Linked DNA regions of Homo sapiens: region 2 is linked to region 1. Evidence: read pairs that join two places in POLR2A ChIA-PET (ENCODE). Cell type or tissue: MCF 10A. All regions are shown on one strand. Each heading gives the region's core, and the rest is flanking DNA. Links, peaks and the distances in the headings are about the cores only.

Region 1 (3,345 bases), core at 245-2,744:
AGGAAGATATTGGGCTGTTTTAACTACATTTGGAGTAAAGCTTTTTAATTCTAGTGAGAAGTGGAGTTGACCTTTGAACTGGGGGTGTCTACTCATACGTGGATTTTTTTTCGACCACATGCAGAGTGAAAACTCAGTGTTGGTGAATGGGAAACCAGTGTATAGGGAGAGCCTTAGGGTTTTTTGTTGTTGTTGTTGTTGTTGTTTTTGACAGAGTTTTTGCCTAGGCTGGAGTGCAATGGCGTGATCTCCACTCACTGCAACCTCCACCCCCCCAGGTCCAAGCGATTCTCCTGCCTTGGCCTCCTGAGTAGCTGGGATTACAGGCGTACGCCACCACACCTGGCTAATTTTGTATTTTTAGTAGAGACAGGGTTTCACTGTGTTGGCCAGGCTGGTCTCGAACTCCTGACCTCAGGTCATCCGCCTGCCTTGGCCTCCCAAATTGCTGAGATTACAGGCGTTTGCCACCGCGCACAGCTGCCTTTGAGGGTTTTGCAGGGCTGACTGCAGGACTTGAGTATGCACGGATTTTGGTCTACTTACGGGTTCTGAACCAGTCCCCCAATATACAGACGGACAACTGTGATTATGCTCCTTCTCTTTTTTGAACAATTGGGCTTCCCGTGACACCAAGGCTTAGGGCTTTTTCTGTATTCATTTTGGGTTACAATCACCTTAAACCCATTTTTGAGGAAGGTGGATTCCAAAGAAATGTTGAGTTCTGTTATTTTTCCTTGTATTTCTTGTAGCTCTCTGGAGGATTGCATCATAATGGCTGAAGACTTTAATTATTCATTCAACAAAAGAATAAGATGGAGACTAAAATTTGTCTGGAGGATGTTTTGCATGTCATCCCAATCTTTGCTATTGCCCCCTTTAAAACACCCGAAAAATAATTCTGCAGAATTAAAGAGTGAGGGGAAGGATTTGAAATTGTTCACAGAACAATAATGGGGTTGGGGACGCCAATTTTCCACACAGTCGAAAATCTGGGTGTAACTTATGATTCCCCAAAACATAACTACCAGAGCTTACTGTAGAACAGAAGCTTTCCTGGTAACATAAACAGTCAATTAACACATATTTTGTATGTTCCATATATAATATATTGCTGTATTCTGACAATAAAGTAAGCTAGAGGAAATGAAATGTTATTAAGAATATCATAAGGAAGACAAAATATATTTACTCTTCATTAAGTGGAAATGACTCATCATCGTTCTTTACATTGAGTAGGCTGAGAAGGTGGAGGAAAGGGAGGGGTTGGTCTTGCTTGTGCAGGGCTGGCAGGGGTGGAAGAAAATCCTCTCATAAGTGGGCCTGTGCACTTCCAACCCAGGTTGTTCAAGGCTCAACTGTACATACCATGATAATGCATCTTGCCTAATTAACAGTTGTGAAATGTTGGAGTTATGTGGTATTTTTATTTCATATTAAGAAAGTCAAAAATATTTTTGTAGCAGTTGAGTTCTCACTGGCCGCTGCAGAAGTATTTGTTAAAACTTGTATGGTAACTTTACCTTCTGGTAGATTCTAAACTCTTTCTTTCTGATTGCAGGAGCAAGATGTATCAACCAGGGTCCTATGCTTTGATTTGGAATGTTTGAATATGACTCATGTTTATTTCCTTCAAGGATGAAGTGTGTATACCTCAGTAGATCCTGTCCCCCGCCTCGCCTCCTGAAAATGTATGCTTAAAAACAAATTATGAAGTTATTGCTAGATATGTGGTTGGAGTGGCCAGTGTAAACTTAGTTGTTGCTTACGGCACTTTCTGTTCTCTGTGGAACAGAAGGGCGGGGCAGGTGGGGAACTGGAAGAAGCAGCTTCCCTTTGCTTTTCCTGCCAAATTTAGTAAAAAAAGAAAAAAAAGAGGGAGGCCCCACCTTGTCTTCATCTCCTGTCTGCACAGTTGGGCATGGATTGGGAGGAGATCTTGCCAACACTGTGAGTTTTAATAAGTTATTTTAAAAATTTCCTACCTTAAGGAAACTCACACTGACACCAAATTAATTTTTTTAAAAAATCATTCCACTAGGACCTGTCTTGCCAACAGTTTTGGGTAAAACACTGAAGGTAAGATGACAGCCATCCAGGGAGTGTATTTGGTTTGTGGGACCATCCACTTTTGGGTGTTTGAGTAACTTCATTAATAGTTTCTTTGTGCCGGCCGTGGTGGCTCATGCCTGTAATCTCAGCACTTTGGGAGGCCGAAGTAGGCAGATCGCTTGAGCTCAGGAGTTGGAGACCAGCCTGGGCAATACGGCAAAACCCCGTCTCTACAAAAAATACAAAAATTTGGGTGTGGTGGCACACATCTGTAGTTCCAGCTACTCAGGAGGCTGAGGCGGGAGGATTGCTTGAGCCCAGGAGGTGGAGGTTGCAGTTAGCCAAGATCACGCCACTGCACACCAGTCTGGGCAACACAGTGAGACCCTGTCTCAAAACAAAAGAATTTTTTTTCTTTGCTGTGCCAGGTGATGGAGGAACTTTTGCAAGAGAGATAAAAAAGAAGACTGCCTATTAAGTCAATGGAAGCCTGTAGGACTTGAGATTTCATTGAAATAAGTAAAAGGAATTGTAGAATTGAGCATGTGGAAGTCGCATAAATGACATTCGGTTTTTTCAGAGTATTCTGAAATGGTGGGGTACACAACACATATAGTTGGGCTATAAATTTCATGCGTCCTCCACTTACCTACATAGTAAGGTAGGAAGATACAAAATCTTGGGTCTAGAACGCTGTAGTTGAAGGATCTGTCTACCTGAACACACAAACGTTCCCAGTTAAGCCTTTTCCATGTAGGTTTCAACTTGTTGGCCCATCCCAAACATCTTTGGCTTGAAGATGGTTACCTTTACCTAGTCAGAAATGATAAATCATTCCTCTCCTAAATGATCACACTGGAGATAACTGTGCAGTCAGGGAAGCAAAACAAAAAAAAGATGGTCATGAGAACATTGGCTGTTGTGTATTTTCTTCTTACTCCTAACAAGGCAGTGTGCTTTCTTTGTTTCCTCACTTATTTGTTTGTTTCCTTCCTTCTTTTTTTTTGTCCAATTTGTTCCTCAAGTAGAGCTCCTCTATTTAAACCAGGGTGGACTGGCAATATAGTGCTCTGAGGTCTTTTCCTGTTGAGGGCCCCAGTTTCTTCCCGTAGAATAGCAGTAGTTTACAGCTGTAACTGGAGCCAGGCCGATAGCTGAGTGGCTTCTTGCTGTGAGCTGCTGCCGGGCAGCTGCCTGTGCTAGTGGAAATGGCAGGCCCCTTCTGAGTGACCTTGGGCAGCGTTACCTTTGTAAATCCCATCTCATCAGGGTCCAGGGATTGAATCCTAAGCC
Region 2 (3,345 bases), core at 308-2,807, 510 kb after region 1:
AAAATAAGCTCGGGGCTCCCAACTGATTCTACGTTAGGGTGAGTTGTAAAATTATTTCATTATATGTTACAATGTAATAATAATAGAAATAAATGCATGATAAATATTATGTGCTTGAATCATCCCGAAACTATTCCCTGCCCCCCAGTTCCTGGAAAAATTGTCTTCCATGAAACCAGTCCCTGGTGCCAAAAAGGTTGGCGAGCACTTCTGTAAGAGAACCTGGTTAGCTGTTGTCGATACCTGTAGCTGCTCCAAACCATGAGAAAACTTAAGTTTCTGCTACAAGTACATCTCAATCTTTAGCTTGCCTCAGAATCCCCCTGGAGGAATGGCTAAAATACAGGCTACTGGGCCCCACCCTTAGTGTTTCTGATTCAGTAAATTGGGGTGGGGCCCCCACATTTGCATCTTTTACAAGTTCCAGACCCGTACTCTGAGAACCACTGCCTTACAACGTCCCCACCTGGTATCCTTATGGTGTGGCATTCTACCGAAGTTCAAAGTGACGGATAAGTGATCTGGATTACCATTACTTAGGAAAATACAGGTTTCAGAGCCAAGACTCAACATTTCAGAGAGAAAAATTCTCAAGACTGTGGCCCAATATAAGCTATTTTATGGAGCAAAATTTAAAAAAAAAATTTCAATTTTGGCCTTAATTTCATTCATCAGGGCTCTGGTTTTGTCTTCCTAGATTTTTTGTGTGTGTGCTTCGGTTCTCTGCTCTCACTCTATTCCTTTCATCACCTGAGCTCCTACTGATACGTTAAGGCCCAGATCAAATGTTACAGTACTTTATGTTCCAGCCATCTGTTCAGTTATCACTGTCTCCCCAACTAGAGAATTGGGTAGAACTCTTTCCGAGGATGAGAACTTACTTAAAGTTGCAGTCAATGCCAGTGACCACCAAACTTGATTTTTTACCCATCAGTATAAAAGTGTTGAATGTGTACCCCTACTAAGTATGTTTATTAATTATATACATGTTTCTAATATATATTCCTTATGTTATAAAAATTGGTGGCTAAGAGGGTGAGAAATGTATATATACATTTTCAAGTTCTAATATTAATATGTGTATACAGAAATCTTAATATTGTGACTCATATATGTAATATCAAATCTTAAATATATGATGTAGGTCATATGCATCCCAGTTTTGGAGACTGATCTAAGAACCTAACATGATTATCACAAAGTAGGTGTTTAATTAAATCTGCTGAATTAAATGTAGAGAAGAATTTAACCCAGTGAATGTTAATGAGGCATCTTGTGCTATAGAGAAATAAATGTAATTACATAAAGTAGGGAGTAATTCTAAGGAAATACATAAGCAAGTGCCTGATAGTTTTGAGCCATTTTGTATCTTTGGCTAACTTGTCCCTTCATCTCCTGCTTTCTGGTCTGGCCCTTGTGTATGGTTCTGCTTTTGAAGTATGATGTAACTCTTAGAAATCTTTTGCTGACTTCCATAGCATACTGGGGAGGGGAAGAAAATAAGAATTAATATTGGAACTTTGTTTACGGTCGTTGGTTTTTTTGGGTGTCATTGGTTCCTCTAACATATGGACAAGGTTCCACATAGACCTTGTGACTCACCAGTGCAAACACACTTGCATTGACATAATGAGAATGCCTGCCTAATGGTGTTAATAACTTTTGGATTAGTGATCCCTATGTCTGTATTGACACAGTTGCTCACACCACTTTTTGGAAAGCATTCTGTTTTCTTAACGAGATCCCAGTGTTAATACTGCCAGTGGTAAACTTTTAGTTACAAACTCAGAATAGCCCTTACTGGTGTCAGAAACAAAAGATGGACCTCTGCCTCTTGTTGTTCTTTTCCTTTATTTATTCCTTCACTCATCACCTTGCAAATACAGGCATTTTGTGCTTGTCATCACCTGCTCTGTTTGCGATTGCATTGTGATCCAAGCACACCAACCAGCCTCCAGTACTACAGCTCTGATTCTCTGCTCCGTTCTCCTGCTATGCCACATAAATACTCCTGGCATCTGGGAATCAAGATGGCACATTTTGCCCAGTGTGGCTGGAAAGGGGGGAGATAGGGGAGATTGGTGACATGGTTAGTGATGAAAATAACTGCCAGACTTACTACCTTTCGTGGCACCTAGCCTCAGGTTCTTACCATTGGTAAAGCAGCCAGTTGCTGGTCACATAGATAGCTTACAAATGAGATGCCCTTAAATCTGGAGGAAGAAGCTCTAGTCCTAAAAGCATCAGACACACTACACTGTGCTGTTGGGGCCTTTGTGGGTCTTTGACCCCTAAGTCCAGAACGACCGTGAGGCTCTGCCATCCCCTGTGAAAATTCAAATTAAAGTACGTCTTCAGAGACTTGCTACTTTGTCAGTGTCAACCTGCGAAGTTAACCCAGCTACAGACTGGATCCTCAAGGACTACTTTATGAGCTTTTACTTTTCCAAACTTGAGTCGTTTGAATATGCGCCCCATTGTTGTGAGGTTTGCCCTGTCTGCTTATGTGATTATTTGTATTATTTTCTTTAAATCAAGTCATTTCTTAAATAAAATGAGCCTCATTCTAAGAAATGATATCTGTGAAATCAGAAGTTGGAGACACTAGATATATTTTAGTCCATTACAAATTAAGATACATCTGCAAATCTTCAAAGTATGCTTTCTTGCTCCATTTGACATTGTGTGGACCCCACTGAGTGTGTGCATATTATGAGTTGGTATGTTTTCATAGGTTTTTCTCATTTTTCAGAGGGAAGGGACCTTGACTGAATATGGTACTGTGCCAAGTGCATGGAAACCCTGCCTTCCTAGTATACCCTAATTTCTTAGAAAAATTCAAGACTGTCACTTAACCTTCCTAAAAAGTTGATTGTGACTCTGCTTTTCCTCACATACATCCTCAGGGATATGAACCAGGCTTAGAAGATACTTAAAGCAGACCTAGAGTTTGGGGACTGTGAAGTTTTCAAACTCATTGATTCAGTAGTTTACTCTGGGATAATCTTGATCAGTGTAATATCTGGTAAACATTAATCACTGACCATATCACCCAACAGATCTGTGCTGATGTAAAATTGGTGTTTGTTAAACAGAAACAGAAAGTGACCTTTTCCCTGTGCTAACTTCCTTCAGCCTTACCTGTTTTGTTACGTTTAAAAAACAAAAAAGAAATACAGCCTTGCATTAATTTTTAAATAATTTTGAGCCAGCAAGCATTTCTGTGAGTTTGCAACAATTACTTGGGGAGGTTGCCCAGTGCCACCCCCTTACATATTTATCTATGTCCATCCATCTTGTTATAAAGAGGGCATCCTTGTGACTGTTTCTTTAAGCATAGACATT

Evidence for each region. Peaks named below come from ENCODE experiments on the same cell type or tissue, not always from the same donor. Only the 100,000 strongest peaks of a DNase experiment are listed, where the experiment ranks them.
Region 2: POLR2A ChIA-PET joins it to region 1 with 5 read pairs; 2 of 35 experiments call an interaction of 5 or more read pairs at or near these places.

What each region holds. Positions count from the first base shown.
Region 1 is chr3:71,531,219-71,534,563 of GRCh38, reverse strand. All of the region lies in intron 2 of FOXP1 (forkhead box P1), which reads left to right. Among named protein-coding and RNA genes, the nearest start is that of MIR1284, 9.2 kb to the left of the region's middle. In MCF 10A, for the core only: no CTCF peak of the experiment used is centred there; DNase peaks (open chromatin) are centred at 1,323 and 1,743.
Region 2 is chr3:71,025,444-71,028,788 of GRCh38, reverse strand. All of the region lies in intron 11 of FOXP1 (forkhead box P1), which reads left to right. Among named protein-coding and RNA genes, the nearest start is that of FOXP1-AS1, 260 kb to the left of the region's middle. In MCF 10A, for the core only: no CTCF peak of the experiment used is centred there; no DNase peak of the experiment used is centred there.